Linked DNA regions of Homo sapiens: region 1 is linked to region 2. Evidence: read pairs that join two places in POLR2A ChIA-PET (ENCODE). Cell type or tissue: Panc1. All regions are shown on one strand. Links, peaks and the distances in the headings refer to the core of each region. The heading gives the core; the rest is flanking DNA. Region 1 overlaps USP28 (ubiquitin specific peptidase 28). Region 2 overlaps USP28 (ubiquitin specific peptidase 28).

What was found. Peaks named below come from ENCODE experiments on the same cell type or tissue, not always from the same donor. Only the 100,000 strongest peaks of a DNase experiment are listed, where the experiment ranks them.
Region 1: POLR2A ChIA-PET joins it to region 2 with 7 read pairs; 7 of 35 experiments call an interaction of 5 or more read pairs at or near these places.

The regions. Positions count from the first base shown.
Region 1 is chr11:113,854,871-113,866,113 of GRCh38, forward strand. The region is part of intron 1 of USP28 (ubiquitin specific peptidase 28); the gene reads right to left. LOC124902821 (U7 small nuclear RNA) reads right to left here and starts at 10,443; the gene lies at 10,382-10,443. It also overlaps the pseudogene RNU6-1107P. In Panc1, for the core only: no CTCF peak of the experiment used is centred there; no DNase peak of the experiment used is centred there; H3K27ac peaks cover 646 bases.
Region 2 is chr11:113,800,514-113,811,756 of GRCh38, forward strand. USP28 (ubiquitin specific peptidase 28) reads right to left here. Exons shown (of 26, transcript NM_001346252.4): 17 at 8,550-8,741; 18 at 7,785-7,924; 19 at 7,438-7,623; 20 at 5,976-6,071; 21 at 4,355-4,533; 22 at 4,160-4,238; 23 at 3,285-3,364; 24 at 2,645-2,768; 25 at 970-1,165. Among named protein-coding and RNA genes, the nearest start is that of CLDN25, 26 kb to the left of the region's middle. RefSeq lists a silencer at 6,123-6,172. In Panc1, for the core only: CTCF peaks have their summits at 6,078 (motif pointing right) and 6,279; no DNase peak of the experiment used is centred there.

The DNA.
Region 1 (11,243 bases), core at 4,004-8,003, 56 kb after region 2:
TTTAAATGTAATATTCTAGCCTTAATGGACACTTAAAAGTTCTCCAGGTTTTTCTTTTGGTAGGCAGTGCATTAAGTAGGGCATATAAGGAGTCCGGGGAATTTGCATGGATATAAAGATGTGCTATTTTAAGCTTTCCTGCACATGCCATTAGTGTGTATCATTTTTCACTGACAATAAGTTTCCAATCATGTAATTAACCAATGATAACACCAACATATTTAAAACTCTGTGTTTGACTAATTAAAAAGTACAGCTAAAGCTAGAATTTTCTCAATTAAATACATAATTTCAAAGGGTATAAAGTATGAAATGTTTTCTCTTCATTAACCTAAATCATGGAAAAACCTAAATTGTTAACTTCCAGCTAACACAAAATCAGTTTACAACCCCTTCAGCCTTAACATCTTCACTCTATCATTTTATCCTGTTTTACACAAAGACAATACAAAACACCGATTTGCAAGTACAGCTCAATCTAAACAACTGGCTGGCCCAACTTGAGACACAATGATCTTTTTAGATGAATGTTGAAAACAAAGTAGTTCGAAATTAATTCAGCAACAAGAAATCTAATTTATACCATTCCTAAGGTTATGCTTAAATTAAGTTAGTAGTATGTCTCAGAGAGATAGCCTACATTTACTCCCAGCTATAATAGAAACAGTATCTTATGTTCTTCAACAGCTGTGGGCCCAATGCAACACTAAAGTATTACACAACTAGAAATAACTAACTGAAACATCCCTCTAAAGTCCTAAAGAGGTCGGGCATGGTGGCTCATGCCTGTAATCCCAGCACTTTGGGAGGCCAGGGTGGGCAGATCACTTGAGGTTGGGAGTTCGAGACCAGCCTGACCAACATGGCCCCGTCTCTACTAAAAATACAAAATCAGTTGGGCGTGGTGGCACGTGCCTGTAATCCCAGCTACTCAGGAGGCTGAGGCAGGAGAATTGCTTGAACCCAGGAGGTGGAGGTTGCAGTGAGCCAAGATCGCGGCATTGCAACTCTAGCCTGGGCAACAAGAGCACAACTCCGTCTCAATAAATAAATAAATAAAGTCCTCAAAGAAGCACCAACAGTCGTTCTGCTGTAGTCAGACTATAGTCATAGGCTACAAATGGAATCCTACCCTGCTGAGACCAGCAGACTTTCACGCTATGAGTCTTGTCAACTCCAGTCATTGCCTGTGCACTGGGAGAGTGATTATCATACTAAAAGGTATCCAGATTCAGCCTGAGCAAAAACTAAAATCGCAAGCATGTAATTTTTAGAAAAATTAAATACTAGTTGTTTTAAACTAATTCTAATTCCATTTGATTTTACTGTATAAAAGCGGTATGAATCTATGTATCTCACACAAATCACACATAATTTTCTAAAAGATCAACATCAATATACCCAAAAAAGGGTGGAATAATCGAGAGGGGGAATCAGTAGTATATTAATACCAAACTAGCGTCAAGAAGGTAACAATGGGATAATCCCATCTTCATTGGGAATTATTCTGTATAAAAATTAACATTTATGATTCAGAGAAAATAATCCAGTAAAAAGTAATAGCTAACATATACTGCTTACTTTTAGCCAGGTGCTGCTATAAACACTTAGCAAGTATTAACTAATTTAACTCACTGAACCCTCATAACAGACCTATGACATAGGTATTACGCCTGTCCTACAAAAAGCTGAGGCACAGAGAGATTAACTTTACACAAAGTTACTGCTGATAAGGGATGCACTATACCACGCTGTATCTGAGAAGACAAAAAGATAGGCAAGAATACCTATCTAATGCAAAAAAACGCAAATATCTTATTCTTGTATGTTTTATTTATTTTTATTTATTTATTTATTTCTGAGACAGAGTCTCACTGTGTCGCCCAGGCTGGAGTGCAATGGAGCAATCTCGGCTCACTGCAACCTCCGACTCCCGGGTTCAAGCGATTCTCCTGCCTCAGCCTCCCAAAGTGCTAGGATTACAGGTGTGAGCCACCACACCCAGCCTATTTTTATATTTTGACCTTGATCTTTGCACCCTAACAAGTTTATTTTAAAAATCTGCTTGTCCTTATACAATCACAAGTTTGATTACTTAGTAGTGCAATCTGTTCTAAACCAGCTATCATCAGAAGTAGAGAGGTAAATATTACATTTGACTAAATCTAAGGTGCCATCGGTTGAAAACAAAGAAAGGAAAACTGCTGCCACTTGAACTATGACACAATGTCTTCACGGCAGTCCTGGGAGACATATAAATAAGTCACACTAGCTTCTTAAATCTCTGAACTTTTTCATTTATGTTGAGGAATACAGCAATTTCCCCTGCTTCCAGGTGCACTGCTTGGCATGTGATAGGCAATTCTTTCACATATTTCTCGGCAACAAAACTTAACACAGCATAATACATTTATGCTATCTTCCCTTCTGGGTTGCATAAAGCACTTGACTGTAGCTTTGCAAGAAAATCTGAAACTGTAAACATTCCTCCAAAGGTAAATATTTTGCTTCATATAAAATCAAATTTATACCCCGCCATTCTGCTTCCATGCCTTTCTTCATACACAGGTTTTTTGGTTTTTTTGTTTTGTTTTAATCTCAATGTTGAATCACAGTGTAAATTTTTAAGTGACATACGCAATGGCAAGTAAACCATGTGGTACTAACAGACTGTCAACTGTTGTTATAACAATAGTAACAGCTATGACCAGGTTCATACAAGTGCAGACAATGACAACATCACATCTGCTACTTGGATGATAGTAAAAATGTTAAGAACATCTTGATCTCAGAGATCTCAGAATGCCAAATAAATGTGAATCAATGAAATATAGTATCCAAATACTAATTTACTAATTATTTACATTTGACCTTGGATTAAAGTCAGTTACACTGTAATATTACCATTCCTCTTTCTCCATTTTGTAATAGGTAGCAGTGGACATCAATATATCTGGGATAACACAATCAGGAAAGGAAAATAAACTCTTTCGTTTCCTTTTTTTTTTGAGACAGGGTCTCGCTCTGTGGCCCAGACTGGAGTGCAATAGCATGGTACAATCTTAGCTCACTGCAGCCTCGGCATCCCAGGCTCAGGTGACTCTCCCACCTCAGCTTCCCGAGTAGTTGGGACTACGGGTGCCCACCACCACGCCCAGCTAGTTTTCCTATTTTTAGTAGACATGGGGTTTCTCCATGTTGGCCAGGCTGGTCTCAAACTTCTGGCCTCAAGTGATCCACCTGTCTCAGCCTCCCAAAGTACTGGGGTTACAGGCGTGAGCCACTGCACCTGGCCTAGTGACCTTTTTTTAAAGGCTACTGGGTAGAGATGACAACTATGTAAAATAATTTTGTATAGCTCCAACAACAATGTTCTACATGGAAATTCAAATCCAAATTCCTCATCTTGTCATTCAAAGACCATTACCTGATCCCCCCTTAGCCTGTTCCACCTTTTCTCCTCTCAGTTCCTTACTGCAAACTCATTCTCTCATGCATAGACTGTTGCTCCTAAAATCACTAGTAATACCACCTACATTATTAAACTATGGTATGCCAACTACATTCAGGGGTTATATTTGTCTTACCTCCTCCATATGAAGTCCTTCTAAGAACTCTGGCCCATACTGTTCTCTCCCCTTTCTCATCTCCCATGTTAAGGAAATGAATACGCCTGTGACTGAATGTGGCTCCCTGTCTTCACTTGATATTCCTCATCATGTGGTTCTCTAATTGTTTTATTTTATTTTAATTTTTTTTGAGACGGAGTCTTGCTGTCACCCAGGCTGGAGCGCAGCGGCGCAATCTCAGCTCACTGCAAACTCCACCTCTTGGGTTCAAGCGATTCTCCTGCCTCAGCCACCTGAGCAGCTGGGATTATAGGCACCCACCACCACGCCTAGCTAATTTTTGTATTTTTAGTAGAGATGAGGATTCATCATGTTGGCCAGGCTGGTCCCAAACTCTTACCTCAAGTGATCCACCCACCTCGGCCTCCCAAAGTGTTGGGATTACAGGCATGAGCCACCGGGCCAGGCCTGTTCTCTAATTGTTTTAAATATGAAATTCTTGCCTTCTTTAAAGGAAGAATCATGCAGTACACTGCCTAATTTGAATCATCCATAGGACAGTGCTGATAATAATGAGAACTAACATTTATTGAACAACTACTTTAATTTTTTTTTCTTTTTGGAAATGGGGGTCTCGCTATGTTGACCAGGCTGGCCTAACTGCTGGACTCAAAGGATCCTCCCACCACAGCCTTCCAGGTTGTTGGGACTACAGGCACACATCACCATACCTGGCTTAACATATGACAGGAAACAGGCACCTTACATGCATGTAATCCTAATAACAAAGGCAGGCATTGCACACGTTAGGAAATTAAGGTTTACAAAATCTATTTATCATCAAATGACTTGAATTAAAAGCTAAATCAAAGATAGCTATAAAACACATAGCTATTAAGGGTCTAAGTGCTTGCTTGAGCAGTACATTAACTAAAATTGGAACAATACAGAGATTAGCATGGACCCTGTGCAAGAATAACATGCAAATTCATGAAGTGTTCCATAATTTAAAAATAAAAATAAAATGTAAAGAGTATGGTATGAATAACAAATTTCACATGCATTATTTATATACATATACAAATGCTATGACATGACCCAGTCTTGTAAAGATTTAGCTAAAGTTCTTAACAGAACCCGCACTCCAAATCCTCGTACTATATATATATATTTATATAAATATTAATTTTACAGTAACACTAAACCCATCAGGATCCTACCATATTACTAACTCACTTCACCTGAACTTCACAGAAAGAGGATTTAAATATTAACTTCACTCTACCTTGCTATATGTAAAGTACACACCCAACAAGGAGACAAGACAAAGCCTGTACTCCTCTCACAATGAAGTCAAATAACTTGCAAGAGCCAACAGGTTTGCATTTCCTGAGCTAAATTCACATTGTTTTCACAAAACAAAAAGTACTCCCTTTTCTTGCCCAGAGGCAGTAAAGAAAGACAGGCAAACACAAACCTTTACCAGGAAGGAACTCAAGCTTTTTGACCTCACTGCTACTCAGTGGTTTTGGTGCAATCTAGCCCACTTCTCAGGAAGGAGATTTTCTTAGAGCAAAAACAACTCACCCACAATCAGCAATTAACAAGATTATTCAGACACTAAAAACCTTAAGCTATCAAGTTTCTGTAACAATCAATACCTGGCCTGATCCCACAGTAACTAGGTTAAAACTCTCTGATGAAATAATGCAAAATATTTCATTACTAATCGTTAAAACTCCTAATTTAGCATTGTGATGAGAAGCTTTATAGGTTATTCCATTCCTTCAAACAGTGATGCTATTTTCATCATTCTGATGCACATATTTCCTGATATCAATTGTCTAGTCTTACAAAGACATTTCTAAATTTACAACTAAGTAAATAATTAATAAATGTTCCCTTACTCCAAAGAACTACCAAGGTGTGCCTAATAAAATTCCTTCCAAAGCTAAAGATCTGGTTCGCAATTATAAAATAAAACTTAAGTACCCAAGGGAAGCAAAAAAAAAAAAAAGAAAAAACAAAAAACAAAAACAAAACCAACTGAAGAGTCAAAGAAAACATATAGTATCAATGCCAAAAACTCTGGCCAGGTGCAGTGGCTCATGTCTGTGATCCCAGCACTTTGGAAGGTGAAGGCAGGCGGATCACAAGGTCAGGAGTTCAAGACCAGCCTGGCCAATATGGTGAAACCCCATCTCTACTAAAGAAAAAAAAAATACAAAAATTTGCCAGGCATGGTGGCGGGCACCTGTAGTCCCAGCTACTCGGGAGGCTGAGGCAGAGGAATTGCTTGAACCTGGGAGGCGGAGCTTGAAGTGAGCCAAGATTGCACCGCTGCACTCCAGCCTGCACAACAGAGCAAGACTGTGTCTCGAAAAAAAAAAAAATAAGGGCCGGGCTTGGTGGCTCATGCCTGTAATCCCAGCACTTTGGGAGGCCGAGGCAGGCAGATCACGAGGTCAGGAGCCCGAGGCCATCCTGGCTAACACAGTGAAACTCCGTCTCTACTAAAAACACAAAAAATTAGATGGGCGAGGTGGCAGGCACCGGTAGTCCCAGCTACTCGGGAGGCTGAGGCAGGAGAACCTGGCGTGAACCTGGAGGTGGAGGTTGCAGTGAGCCAAGATCGCACCACTGCATTCCACTCCAGCCTGGGCGACAAAGCGAGACTACACCTCAAAAAAAAAAAAAAAACCACCTCTGTCTGGACAACAGAGATGGTTGCTAACCTTTCCAACCTCCATAAAACAAGGAATGGCCCTCAAAAGCCTTGGTATTTTTTCAGTTTTTCTTCCAGCAACAATGCCCTGCTGATCCAATTTATTCATGGAATAGAAACCTAAAGTAGCCATAAGAATATGGCTGTCTAAAAAAGATAAACAGCAGCTTTCTGTGGACACAGCTAAATTCCCTGAAATAGACTACTTGATAATTTTTGTGAATGATGCAAATGTCAGTACATGATGAAAATGCCTGTTTGAGTTTATTAACTGGCTTAAAGTTTTTAAAAACCATTAAAAGTGTTTAAAATTTAGCCACTATTATATCATGTAGAGGGGTTAAAACTGGGACTTAAAAACAAGAAAAAAAAGGAATTAATCATTATTTACTTTTTAAATTTTTTCCATCTCTTTCTTCACATGTACTAAGAGATTCCAATAGTACAAAAGGGTATAAAATGAAAAGGAAATCACCTTCTTCCCGACCTAGTTCTATTTCCCAGGGGCTACTACCATTAACAGTTTCTGTTATCTTTCCCGAAATTGTCTATGCACATGAATATATTTTTTCATATGATACATAATGTCCTATACCTTGCTTTTTCCTTATTTTAGAATACATTAAGACAATATTTTTCATTTCTTTGAATACATGTTCCAACTAAATATGAGAAATGAGGCTGACAAACATATCGAACACATCTCCAAAAATGAAGGAAAATACAATTTTTAACAACATATTGGTAGGGCTAATTGAAAAACTGGGAAAATATCAGGGAAAGATATGAGAAATCAAATTTACATGCTTACAGTTTTAGAAATATAGCAATGGTAAAATTTTAAGTTATTACTAGCTGGGTCTTCGTGTGTAGTTTCTATTTTTAATAAATAACAGAGATTGCTGGGTGTGGTGGCTCACGCCTGTAATCCCAGCACTTTACGGGGCTGAGGCGGGCGGATCACCTGAGGTCAGGAGTTCAAGACCAGCCTGGCCAACACGGTGAAACCCCATCTCTACTAAAAATACAAAAATTAGCTGGGTGTGGTGACAGGTGCCTGTAATCCCAGCTACTTGGGAGGCTAAGGCAGGAGAATGGCTTGAACCCAGGAGGCGGAGGTTGCAGTGAGCTGAGACTGCGCCACTGTACTCCAGCCTGGGCGACAAGAGCAAGACTCTGTCTCAAATAAATAAATAACAGAGATCAGAGAGGTGATGTGGGATTGGATTACAAAGGGTTCTAAATGTCAGGAAGAGTTTAGGTTTGATCTGATGAACAATGGATAATCACTGCAGGCTCCTCAGCAGGGAAGATATACGAAGGAAGAAAAGGCATTTAAGTGGATTAATCTAGCCCACGTGAACAACTGGTTCAACGTGGGATGACACTAGGAAAAGAAAGCTTGAGTTACAGGGCTACTGAGTAAACGAACTGTGACGAGAGAGGCAGGATGCTGGTAGGCAAAACATCAAAGTAGGACATACTCTGAACATCTCAAAGAATGAAGAGAGAAAGCTTAGTCATACATTTGCAATGGATGCCTAAGAGAATGCCATTGCCAATAACATAAAAGGAAACCAAACAATGTGATATACCACACCAACAGAATGAAGGAGAAAAAAAACAATGGTCACCTTGATTGATACAGAAAAACATCTGACAAAATCCAACACACATTCATAATAAAAACAATCAGAAAACTAGGAATAAAAGGTAATTCCCTCAACATGATACAGGGCCTTTATAAAAAAACCAAGAGTTAAGATCATATTCAATGGTGAAAGGCTGAAAGCTTTACCCCTAAAATCAGGAACAAGACAAAGATGCCCACTTTCACCACTGCTATTCAACACTGTACTGGAAGTTTAAGCCAGAGCAACCAGGCAAGAATAAAAAATAAATGGCACCTAAATTATAAAGTATAAAAAAGTAAAACAGTATTCACAAAATGACATGATCCTATATATACAAAATCCCAAAGATTCTGCAAAAAAGTTACCAGAGCTGGTAAACAAATTCAGCAGCTTCAAGGTAAACAGGCAAAATTCAGTTGTGTTTTTATAAAACAGCAATAAGAAATCAAAAAGGAAATTAAAAAAAAATTACATTTACAATAGCATCCTAAAGAATAAAATACTTAGGAATAAATTTGACCAAAGAGGTAAAAAACCTGGGCCGGGCGCAGTGGGTCACTGCTGAGGCTGGGTGCGATGGCTCACACCTGTAATCCCAGCACTTTGGGAGGCTGAGGCGGGCAGATTGCTTGAGCTGAAGTGTTCGAGACCAGCCTGAGCAACGTGGCAAAACACATCTCTACAGAAAACACAAAAATTAGTCGGGTGTGGTGGCGCGTGCCTGTAGTCCCAGCTTCTCAGAAGGCTGAAGTGGGAGGATTGCTTGAGCCCAGAAGATGGAGGTTGCAGTGAGCCAACATTGTGCCACTGCGCTCCAGCCTGGCAACAGAGTGAGACCCTGTCTCAAAAAAAAAAAAAAAAATTAGGCCGGGCGCGGTGGCTCACGCCTGTAATCCCAGCACTTTGGGAGGCTGAGGCGGCCGGATCACAAGGTCAGGAGATCGAGACCATCCTGACTAACACGGTGAAACCCTGTCTCTACTAAAAATACAAAAAATTAGCCGGGCATGGTGGCCGGCGCCTGTAGTCCCAGCTACTCGGGAGGCTGAGGCAGGAGAATGGCATGAACCCGGGAGGCGGAGCTTGCAGTGAGCCGAGATCGCGCCACTGCACTCCAGCCTGGGCGACACAGCGAGACTCCGTCTCGAAAAAAAAAATTGCTGGTCACGGTGGCTCACGCCTGTAATCCCAGCACTTTGGGAAGCTGAGGCGGATGGATCACCTGAGGTCAGGAGTTTGAGACCAGCCTGGCCAACATGGTGAAACCCCCATCTCTACTAAAAATACAAAAAATTAGCCAGGCATGGTGGCATGTGCCTGTAGTCCCAGCTACTCGGGAGGCTGAGGCGGGAGAATCCCTTGAACTCCAGAGGTGGAGGCTGCAGTGAGCCAAGATCTCACCACTGCACTCCAGCCTGGGCAACAGAGTGAGACTCTGTCTCAAAAAAAAGGTAAAAAAACTGATGAAAGAAGTTAAAGACCTAAATAAATTGAAAAACATCCAGGTTCATGAACTGGAAAACTGTACTAGTCAGAGTTCCCCAGAGAAACAGAAGCAAAAGGAGATAAATATAAGAGGTGAAATTTATTATAAGGAATTGGCTCACATGACTGCGGAGACTGAGAAGTCTCAAGATCTGCAGTTAGCAAGCTGGAGAACCAGGAGACCAGCGGTGTAGTGTTAGTGTAAGTATGAGACCCAAGAACCAGGAAAGTTGAGTGTGTAAGTTCCAGTCTGAGTCTGAAGTCCTGTGAACCAAAAGAGCTGATGGTTGTCTAAGTTCCAGTGCCAGGACCAAGGAAAATCAATGTCCCAGCTCAAGTAGTCAGGCAAGCAAAGTTTCCTCTTACTCAGCATTTTTGTTCTATTCAGGTCTTGATTGAATGAGGCCCACTACCCACATTAGGGAGTTCAAACTGCTCTACACAGTCTACTGATTCAATGTTAATCTTATCCAGAATCACGCTCACAGACACACCTAGAATAATGTTTGACCAAATGTCTGCATACATACCTCATGGCCCAGTCAACTGACACATTAACTTAACCATCATGAAGACAGTATTGTTTTTTGGAGATGGGGTCTGTCTCTGTCACCCAGGCTAGAGTACACCTCAACCTCCACCCTGTAAGCTCAAGCGATCCTCCCTCCTCAGCCTCCCAAGTAGGTGGGAACACAGATGTGTGCCATCAAGCCCAACTAAGATTTTTCATATTTTCGGTAAAGGTGAGGTTTCACCACGTTGCCCAGGCTGGTCTTGAACTCCTGAGGTCAAGCAATCCCCCCCGTCTCGGCCTCTTCCCAAAGTGATTACAGGCGTGAGGCACTGCGTCTGGCCACGAAGACTTAATACTGTGAAGGTGGCAATACTACTCAAAGCAATTCAAAAGTTCAATGTAATCCCTATCAAAATTCCAATGGTCCTTTGTGTGTGCGTGTGGCTGGGGGTTGCGGGGAACTCTAGTGAAAACCAGAAAACCTGCTAGACAAATTCTAAAAGAGCTGCAATGCTTTGGCCTTTCTTGCAGAAACAGAAAAGCTGATCCTCAAATTCACACAGAATTTCAAAGGACCTGGAAGAACTAAAACAACATTGAAAAGAAGAACAAAGTTGGAGGACTCACACTTCTTATATCAAAACTTAGTATTAATCCAAAGCTACGGTTATCATAACAGTGTAGTACTGGCATAAGGACAGATATATAGACCAACAGAATAGAACTGAGAATCCAGAAATAAACTCGTATCTGTGGTCAACTGATTTTCAACCAGAGTGCCAACACCATTTGATGGGGGAAAAATCATGTCTTCAACAAATGGTATTGGTACAACTGGATATCCACAGCAGAAGAATCACACTGGACCCCTACCTCACACAATACACAAAAATTCCTCAAAATGGATCAACAACCTAAATAAATAACTAAAACTATAAAATTCTTAGAACACAGAGATAAGTCTTCATGACCTTGGATTTGTCAATGGATTCTCAGCTATGACACCAAAAGCACAAGCAACAAAAGAAAAAAATAATAACACTTTTGAGCCAGGCATGGTGGTGTGTACCTGTAGTCCCAGCTACTTGGGACACTGAAGTGGGCTGATGTACTTTTCTGCATCAAAGGGCATTATCAAGAAAGTGAAAAGACAACCGGTATACAAATTCAAGAAATAAACACATACATCAAGAAATCCAACAAGAAATATACAGTGCTGGCCGGGCACGGTGGCTCATGCCTGTAATCCGAGCACTCCGGGAGGCCAATGTGGATCACCTAAGGTCAGGAGTTCAAGACCAGCCTGGCCAACATGG
Region 2 (11,243 bases), core at 2,294-6,293:
CTCCTGGGCTCAAGTGAGCCACCCACCTTGGCCTCCCAAAGTGCTGGGACTACAAGTGTCAGCCACTGTGCCTAGCCCCATCAATAGAGTATCTCTATGTCAGTGAGAACCTAACAAAGAGGATTCATATCAGAATATATAACAATTTTCCAAGTCTACTGAACTCACCTAAAAACAACCAGCTTTACATTCCCTCCTTAAGATGCTTTAAACAAGCAAGGACAGTCCACTAATTAATCTTGAAGTCATCATAGTTAATATGCTATATAACTTCAAGCCACAGAAAAAATTCATCAAGGCACCCCTCCCATAACCATACTCTGCATGATTTTTTTTTTTTTTTTTTGGATATGGAGTCTCATTCCGTGGCCCAGGCTGGATTGCACTGGTGCTATCTCGGCTCATTGCAAACTCCGCTGCCCAGGTTCAAGTGATTCTCCTGCCTCAGCCTCCCGAGTAGCTGGGATTACAGGCGCCCATGACCACACCTAGCTAATTTTTGTATTTTTAGTAGAGATGGGGTTTCGCCTTGTTGGCCAGACTTGGTCTTGAACTCCTGGCCTCAGGTGATCTGCCCACCTCGGCCTCTGAAAGTGCTGGGATTACAGGTGTGAGCCACTGCACCCAGTCAGATTTTGATTTTTAAACTATAAAAGAGTTCATCTTTTGGCACATGAGAGAGTAATGGAAGTCTGACATTCCTGGAGAGCAGTGACTTTTTTCAAACCAGGCTTGTTGGTTGCCCATGGAGGTGATTTGGCAGTCATGGGGAAGCTAAAGGGAGGTTAAGAGGGGCAGAGGCCCAGGCTCCCTCCTCTTGTTTCAATAGAGCAGATCCATTTTTAATTTACTTATATGCTAGAAGGTTCCAATTCCTTAAAAAGGTTTGGCAACCAGTGCTATCAAGTGAGAACACTGAAATTTCTACAATTCTCAAAACCTCAGAATATTATTACCAAGAGCATATACCTGCAATATCTTGCCCAAGGTAAGAGCACCAATGGTTTCTCATGACCTCAATGGCATCCAGATCATCCTTGGAAATGTCATTATTAATGATAAGGTGAATGCAGGGGATGATCAGTTCATTCATCACATTAATGCCCTCAGTTACGGAGTGATCATCATTTGTTTCAAAAAGAGAAGCTGCTTTGGCATTCAGCTCCTACAGATAAAAGGTAGAATTAGGTGGGGAAGAGTCTGAAAAAGATAAATATCTCTTTAATAACAGTCTAAACAAGTGGTTCCCAAACTTTACTGCACATTGGATGTACTTAGGGATCTTTAAAAACTACTGATGCCTGGTTCCCACTTCTGATAAGCTGATTTAATTAGTGTTTAGATGACCGGGACACTGGGATTTTATGAAAGCTCCCAAAGTGATTCTAATGCTGTAAAGTTTATGACCCATTGGCCTAAACTTGTAAGTCAAGGTCATGCTTAACACCTGTTTCAACCAAAGACCTGTTCACTGGTTGTCTATCTCCTCTGAGCATCAGAATCACCTGCAGAAGACACACTGATGCCCAGGGCCCTTCCCAGGGATTCTGGTTTAATTGCTAGGGAGAGGCCTGAGCTTCACGACTGTCTGAAAGCTCCCTATATGATTCTGATGCACACTAGGGGTTGGGACTCAATAATGGAAAGAGTCTAAATCCCTATAATTGCATTACTTCAGAAGCTGAGTAGGATATTCAAAATGTCAATCTATTTGGTGATTTAAAATATAAAAACATGGCTCTAATAAAATTCAGATCCATCAAACCAACAAGATCCCTTTTCAGCTTCAAAGTGGCCCTGCCACACCTATAACTAATACAGATGTCAAAGTATAAATCAGAAAATAAAGCTATTGAGTATATGTCATGACTTAATCTCACCCATTCGGTATGAACAAGGTAAAGGCAGTGGTAGAAATATTGGCCTGACTTCTGTGAAGGGCAAATTTGCTGGGTATTGGTGAAAACACACACAAGCCCACACTCTGAAGGCAGGCCACCCCTTTACAGTTCTCCAAAGGACACACATCACATAAACCCCTGGGGAGGCAAGGGGATGTAGGTCTGCCTTTCCATGTAGTTATACAGTGCAAATCAGGCCAGGAGAGAGTTAGTCTTCACTAGTATGTGACAATGATGTTATCAGAACAGCAGGACCAATTCTTACAGTTCCTACCTTTATTTTAAAAAAATGGAGTGTCAGAAGTCACTAAAACTTTAAGTCTACCAGCTTAAATGTGAACATGGAAAAAATGCTGCATTCCTTCCACACACATTTATTACATGGTTCCTACATGACAGGCACAGAGGAAATGGCTGAGTGAGAAAAGGATCTGAGCTCAAGGAATTTACAACCTAGTAGGAAAGCAATGTGATAAAATCTATAATGCAGGCATACATGAAGGGCACACAGAGGGATGACTGATTCTCATCTTAACTTCTATCAGTTATCATTGAAGAAGAATGACATTCACTAAAAGTAACTGAAAAAAAACCTGTTCCAATGTAAAACTGTTCATGAGAATTTTGGGGGGAAATCTACAACCTGTTGGAGATAGTCTGTTTTGAAAGCCATATATTTTCCTGGCTTCAAGGAGCAGAGGTAAACAACAAAAAAACCTTAAGGCTTTACAAACAGTACAAACCAGAAGGCATTTTCTTCGGTATAAAGCAATCACGGATTCTTTGACCCCCCGGCGGGGCCCCTTCATCAGCAGGGCAGCATTGCTCTGGTAGGCATATACCAGGTAGGAAAGTGCCTCTTGGTACCTTAGAAAAATGGGAGATAAACAACAGCTGAGTGCTCTTTTACTAAAATCTAGGGCTTAGACCTCACTTTTCCCCATTTCAAGAACCTACTTGGCTGCAATTCTGAAAAAGTGAAGGACCAAAGACCGTAGCCAGTCTCATCTCTTCTACAAATTGGCCTAGCCATCCAAAGCAAATATGAAACTTCCCTAGGCCTCAGGTTTTCCCATCTCTAAAACAAGAAATGCTCACTAGGGTCTATGTCAACTCAAAAATTCATTTTCTGAGTTCATCTTCATTGATCACAAAGACAGCCTGGCACAATATTATCTCGCAGCTAATACATCTAATCATTTGAAGGATGAAAAACCATGTGTGATGTTTAGAGCAAAACCAAAGCACTGCAAGAGAAGAGGCACACTAGTGTATGTGACAAGGGAGGTTATGCATGGCTGTGACTCTTAGTATTCCCAGGTAGGCATCTACAGAGAACAGCATCCTGACTAATAATCTTGGTAAAATAAAAGGCCAACATACTTTCCTTTTTGATAGAGTTCTAGGCCTGTTAGGAGATACACAGACACTTTTCGGAACAAACTATAATCTTCATGCCACTTCTGAAAAAGAATGACGATTATTAATAATCATGATCATAATAGATTGTTAGTGTCCTTCCCATCTAAGTTTTAAATTCATTACAAATATTTACTGAGCACATCTGGCTAGCCACAAAAATAACAAACAAAAGCTTTCAGATAAAAACCTACTCAACATTTAAAATAAAAGTCTACCACTGACCTTAATTTTCAATGTTCTGTTCCTTTCACTTGAGTAACAGAAGTACTTATTTCCTACGAGCTTCGGATTTTATCCTAATTTCTAACAGCTATGTAAAAGATATTCAGCTCTAGCTTAAGTGAATGACCTCTTTAGGACTGGTAAAACCATCCAGATATTGAAAATATGGAAGGACACGGACATTTCTAGTCATACAGAGCAAGTTCAAGTTCAGTAAGTGTGGTGAATACACCTTGGGTGGTACATAACATTGTTTTACATGGGATGCAATTGAAAACATGTGTAGCTATGTATTTTAATGCGTATTTTTAAAACTTTATCATTTAAAACAAACCAAAAGCATGATTTCAAGAATTTTACTGCCTAGGACAAGGCTAAAATAGGTATTTAAGGGAAGTGAAATGTTGACTCACTCTAAATGAAGAATGAAAATAAAGAGACCTGCTATTCTGAGGGCAAGAAAATATCATTTATCCATTCTTTACCAGGATTTTGAGGGGAAAGTGGAAGAACAAGTCAGTTTGTAATAGCACAAAATTGTTTATTTTGCCTCAGGTACCATTTACCTCAGGAATTAATGTTTTTGCTCTATAGACTTAAAGAAAACACTTTACCTTGTACTCTTCCATATTCATGTCATCTGGACCAATTTCCTTCAGTTTCGCTTGAGCCACCTTCATAATGCTGATTGATCTGTGTGGGACAAAGTTCAGAAAGCAATGAAAAGGCACAGGGCAAAACTTCCCCAACAGAGGAGTCCATCTAGCCCAACCCAGACCAAGGGATTCACCTGAATATTCTCTTCTCACCTTTCATCATAGCTAAGATTTTTATCTGCAAACTGTTCCAGAAGGGTTCGTTCTACTACCCTTTTGGGTGCTTCATTTTGGAAAAAGTAGACAAGGACATGCTGAAGTCGAGGATCACTGTGAGAGGTGGGGGTCTCTTTGGCAAGCTGATAGAGCCTGGAGTATTCTTCATGGAATGCCTATTAAGGGCAGAATCAATGGTTAGAAAATAGTGTGCTGTGGGCTTCTGCACACAGAAATTGATGCCTAGGAGCTAGGCAGTCTCTTGACTCTAAAAAGACTTCTAAAAAATTCATATCGAATTACAAAAACAACTATGGAATTTTTAAGTTTCTTGCATTTCATAAGGGATGAAACTCTTTTAGCATTCTGGCACCAAAAACATACTGTACTTTTTTTTTTTTTTGAGACAGAGTATCACTTTGTCACCCAGGCTGGAGTTCAGTGACATGATCACAGCTCACTGCAGCCCTGAACTCCTGGGCTCAGGTGATCCTCCCACCTCAGCCTCCCAAGTAGCTGGGACTACAGGCATATACCACCATGCCCAGTTAATTTTTGTATTTTTGATAGAGATTGGGTTTCGCCATGTTGCCCAGGCTGGTCTCAAACTCCTGAGCTCAAGCAATCCACCCACTTTGGCCTCCCAAAGTGCTGGGATTACAGGCATGAGCCACTGCGCCCAGCCTACTGTACTCTTAAGAAATTCAGTTTTCTCATAAAGTTCTCAGAAAAACAAATATTTAGTTTTAATTGTTATAAAAGGCAGATCCTTGTGTGTCAATGACTTAAACTTAAAGAATCTATACAAATGCAATTTTACTCAAGTATTTTTAAAAACACAGCCTACTTTGTTATGGCCTCAAAATTACAAAGGCACAATCTAACTCAGTGTTACTAACAGACAACTCCTAACAACAACAATGAAAAGCCCTCTAGGCTAGGTGTCACAGAGAATGTTACTGCTAGCCAAGGCTGGGTTAGGGTCAAGAGAAGAGAAGTGAACAGCTTGTTCATCAGTTGGACAGGAAAGGAAGTCTCATATTTCACTTCACAGAAGACTTTTTTTTTATTTTTTGGAGACAGGGTCTCACTCTGTCACCCAGACTGGAATGCAGTGGCACAATCATGGTTCACTGCAACCTTGAACACCTGGGCTCAAGTGATCCTCCTGCCTCAGCCTCCAAATTAGCTGGGACTACAGGTATGTGCTACCATGCCCAGCTAATTAAAAAAAAAAAAAATTCCTTAGTAGAGATGGGGGTCTCACTATGTTGACCCGGCTGGTTTTGAACTCCTGGCTTCAAGCAAGCCTCCCTCCTGGGCCTCCCAAAGTGCTAAATTACAGGTGTGAGCCACTGTGCCCAGTCCTTTTTATTTTTAAAGAGATGGGATCTCATTATGTTGCCCAGGCTGGAGTGCAGTGGTGCAATCACAGTACATTTCAGCCTCCAACTCCTGAGCTCAAGTGAGCCTCTACTTCAGCTTCCTGAGTAGCTGGGACTACATGCACACACCACCACACCCAGCCTTAACCCCATTTTTTCCCTTCTTATAGAATTATTTCCCCAATATTATGATGCCTATATTGTAAGAATTAGAATTTTAAAAACAGAGATACCTTAATCAGCCCTGCTTCAGACCCATCTCGGTCAAAGGTCTGACGGGCTTTAGCTATGGCCAGGATGACCCCTTGCATGGCAGGGCTCAGCATCACCTACCACAAGGGGGCACAAAACACAGAGAGAAAGGAGAGAAGAAAGGTTCAGCAGAAGACTGTATGAAAGCAGGCTGAACAGAGTGCTAAAGGGCAGCAGAGCAGTGTGCTCTTTGGCCAGCATGTATTGCAAGCTGAGTTTCACACACCCATTCCTATGTGCACCCACTGCCTCTGTCCTTCTATATAATGTCAACACCCTGCCCAAGACAAGCTATTCCTACGCTCTATGTTCTAATTCAGTAGGATAAAGAAAGATGTATGCCTAAAAATATCTCCCAATATGGCACTGCTGAAGAATTAAGTTAAATTATAGTTCTCAGAGGGGAAGTGTCTAAGGTCAGAATTCCAATTTAGTTCTGTACTTTGGGTGTATATCTTAAACACACAAATACTTTAGAGTTTTACTAGGATAAACAGTACATTTAAAATAGTCTGGAAACTAGCGACTATACAAATATGACTCCATAAAGTAAAAACTTTTCAAGGACTTTTTTTTTTTTTGGGAGACAGAGTCTCGCTCTGTCGCCCAGGCTGGAGTGCAATGGCGTGATCTCAGCTCACTGCAACCTCCGCCTCCCGGGTTCAAGCGGTTCTCCTGCCTCAGCCTCCCAAGTAGCTGGGATTATAGGTGTATGCCACCATGCCCAGCTAATTTTTGTATTTTTAGTAGAGACAGGGGTTTCACCATGTTGGCCAGGCTGGTCTTGAACTCCCGACCCGAGGTGATCCACCCGCCTTGGCCTCCCAAAGGGCTGGGATTATAGGCGTAAACCTCCGTGCCCAGCCTTGTCAATGATTTTTTTTTTTAAATACCCCACAGAAAAAAAACAGAAATCTGAGAGAGACAGAATTCATTATTGTTTATGTGCAGTGCAACTGAAGAGGAGACAGACAACAAACAACTTGGGGTTCTATAGCTTCTTCCTATAGAATTCCTTTACAATTAAAAATAACTTCAATCCACATTTGTTTAGCTCACTGGACAACTGAAAAATTTATATCTGGAGGTAAAACAATGGACTAATATCCAAAAAAAAGATTCCCTATTTTAAATTAGAAGGCAATCTTTTGTCCATAATACCAAAAAGGGAACTTAATTTTACTTTTCTGAGCCATCTAGACTCTGCAGTGGCCCCATTAAGTATAAGCCTGGGTAGATATACATATGCTGGGAGCGCTATACAATAGAAACATGGCTATCTTTTAAATAATGGTAACTAAGGTCAAAACCAAATAGGCTTTCTTGACAATCATTTTTTGCAACGAGAAAATATCAGCTATTGGCAGATACCTTAATATAGTCACAAGAGAAGGAAATATAAGACTGACAACAAACAACTATATCCTGCACTCATCTCTGTACCTCCTCATCATATCCATCTGCATCAGATCTAACCAGAATCCTTCCCACACTGGGAATCTCGACTTCAGAGACCTCAGAATTAGGCTGGGCAGTAGACTCTGCATCATTAGCCTTTGGGGGCTGTTCTGACTGCTCTGCAAGGTTTGTTTCCTGGGGCATGGGCTTCTTGGGTTCAGCTTCTTTAAGCTGTGGCAGCAGAGTGGGGAGAAAGAGTAAGAAAAAACAGGAGAAATAAATAGGGGTTGGTTAAAGGCAGCAGAGACACAGAATAATAGAAATGTGAGAAAACTGGCCATCGCTGCTGAAAGCCCGGCTCTCCTGAACTTGGGCTTCCCAGTCATTCTCACCTCACTCAGTGCCGCTTCTACACCGCTCTTCTCATAGGCACGGGCTGTGTTTGCAATAGCCTGGGCAGTTTGCTCCTTTACAATCACAGCATGCTCAGACGACAAGCAGCGAACCCCATGAGAAGAGGCTACTGAAGGCTCTGATAAAGAATTGAACAAAGGTCTTAGCATCTAATGATAAATAGTCTAGAACACTCAGATAAAAAGCAAGCAGAATGTATACAGTTTAATATACAACCCTGTTAACACAGCTTTTTACAAAAGCCTATGCAGATTTTCCCTAGAAATTAATAACTATAAGAAATGGCTACTTCAGCAAGAACTCTATTGATAAAGTCTGTAAACTTTGAACCCACAGATGATTCTGTAAAATTTAATGCACTCCCAACTTTGTCATATTTCTATCCATTAAGAAAACTTTCTACAAACAAGCATCTTTTAGGAAGATCACCTTTGGAGAATGGTTTTCATAAAGTCTACCTATTAACCCTATCATAGTTTCTCCCATAACCTGGGAAATAAGCAAAACTATATACACAGTGAAGGTCACAGGTAGTTAGTCTTTCTGATACTGCTTCTGTTCATCAGAAATCACATTCTAATGCCACAATTCATTCCATCAGGTTGTACCTGGCATACCAACTGTATATGAAATATACTGTGAAGACTGTGGCATCACCTAGCCAGCTGAAGGGTATAGGGCTGGCTAGGGGAGTACAGCATGAGATGTTACTGGATCACTGGCATAAATGCCTTCTCAGATACCTTGTGATGTAGAGTAGTCCTGTGATGAGGAGTTGGTGGAGGACTCCATTTGAGGGATTTTGCAAGACTGCTCTTCTTCCCACTCCTCTACTTCCTGCTCAAACCGCCAGTTATCCTCCTGAATGTAATGCTTGAGTTCCACAGATAGGGCTTCCACTTCTGACATTTGATCTGATTCAGTTGGGGCTGCCTCTGAGGAAAAGCAAAGATAGAGTTAAAAGGTCACAAGGAACGAAAACATCCTTTTTAGAAAAGAAGAAAGCAGGGTATTTCATCTTTATCTTACTCCTAACTAAAAATACATGCACATAGAATCCATCAGAAATGCAGGCTGAGTATCTCTTATCCAAAATGATTGGGACTAGAACTGTTTTGGACTTCAAATTTTTTTCATATTTTAGAAAATCTGCACAATTAGTTATAGTTGAGCATCCCAAATCCTAAAATCCAACATCTGAAATTCAAAATGCTCCAATGAGCATTCCCTTCCAGCATCATGTAATGAAAAAGGCTCATAAAGTTTTGTGGATTTTGGAGCATTTGGGATTTTGGATATTCACATGTGGGATGCTCAACCTGTATGGACAATGTAAGGGCAACAATTGATAACAGTGCCTGACATTTAGTAGGCACTCATTAAACATCTGCTAAGTGAATGAATAACACAGAGTTAAAGATATGGAAAGTGGGCCGGGTGCAGTGGCTCACGCCTGTAATCCCAGCACTTTGGGAGGCCAAGGCAGGCCAATCACTTGAGGTAGGAGTTCAAGACCAGCCTGGCCAACATGGTGAAACCCTGTCTCTACTAAAAAAAATACAAAAATTAGTCAAGCGTGGTGGCGCATGCCTGTAATCCCAGCTACTTAGAAGGCTGAAGTGGGAGAATCGCTTGAACCTGGGAGGAGGAGGTTGCAGTAAGCTGAGGTTGCGCCACTGCGCTCCAGCCTGGGAGACAGAGTGAGACTCCATCTCAAAAAAAAAAAAAAAAAAAAAAAGATTTGGAAACTGGTCACTGTCAATCACTGGATATACCAATCATTTCAGGGAAATTCAGAAAATCATTAGAGCCAATAAAAATTTCAAGATAAACAGTTTTATCCATTTAACCACTGCATTTGGCGGATAAGAATGTCCATTTCAAAAAGGTTAGAGATGAATTTCAAGACATTTATACCACCAACTTTCATACAATTCAGTACTATGAGAAAGCAATTTGATACAATGGTGAAATGGTCAATAATACCTGGCTTTAATGGCAAGGATATCAATGACATATAAAATTTCATTTTCTAACCCTGTGACCAAAACAAACAAAAAAAGTCTATAGCAGATTAACACATTCACTTACTGGTTGCCATTAATCAGCCTTTTCACTAAGCAAATGACAGTTTCCACTTGTTTGTTTCTATAATAGAAAAATAAACCATGCATGCAATAACAAGGCTCCTATATATTAACAACAGCTAGTACATTCAAGCAGCTATTCATTCCTTCGCAGCATAAATATACAATTGTGAAGATTACTTACTGTTCATTTATCATTCTCTCCATTCCCTAATCCCCAACCACACTAGCAAATCAGAAAGATAACGTGCTGCCTGGACAGAACACCTTACATGTTTGTTTTTTTTGAGACAAAGTCTCACTCTGTTGCCCAGGCTGGGTGCAGTGGCACGATCTCAGCTCACTGCAACCTTTGCCTCCCAGGTTCAAGCAATTCTCCTGCCTCAGCCTCCCAAGTAGGTGGGATTACAGGTGTGTGCCACCATGCCCAGCTAATTTATGTATTTTTAGTAGACACAGGGTTTTACCATGTTGGCCAGGTTGGTCTTCAACTCCTGGCCTCAAGTGATCCGCCCGCCTTGGCCTCCCAAAGTGCTGGGATTACAGGCGTGAACCACCATGCCGGGGCGATGTTTCCTTACTTACGCCACACAGTAAAGTTTGAATACTACAGGCAAAAGCTTTCTACTATCTTACTTATAAAATGTTCATCATAAGACCTCTCATAGAGGATGTGAAAGAAAGAGAGAATAATGTAAATTGAAAACACCACAGAATTTGGAGAATTGTATTTGAATCTTGGGACTGCCATTTATTGACTATGTGATTACTCAACTTTAGAACCCTTTGGAATCTGTTATCCAGCTGGAAAATGAAGATGACAACATTTTCAAACTCTTTCCCTCCTTTTCACAGCTGTAAGTTCTTAGAGAAATAAAAGTTTGAAAGCATGCTTTAAGAAGTAAAGTACCAATATAAATGATAATTATTATTGCTCTCTGTATGAGTAGTAGTATTACAACAACTGTGAAACTATTCAGGCAAATACACCTGTAAAATTTAGTTATTCTGGGCCCCACAACTGTAATCCCAGCACTTTGAGAGGCCGAAGCAGGCAGATCACCTGAGGTGAGGAGTTCAAAAACACCCTGGCCAAGATGGTGAAACACCGTTTCTACTAAAAATACAAAAATCAGCTGGGCATGGTGGTGGGCACCTGTAATTCCAGCTGCTTGCGAGAGTGAGGCAGGAGAATCACTTCAACCTGGCAGGCGGAGGTTGCAGTGAGCTGAGATTGCGCCACTGCACTCCAGCCTGGGCGACAAAGCAAGACTATGTCTCAAAAAAAAAAGAAAGAAAAAATTTAGTTATTCTCCAAAGGGTGCAAAAATATATGTACTATCAGCACCA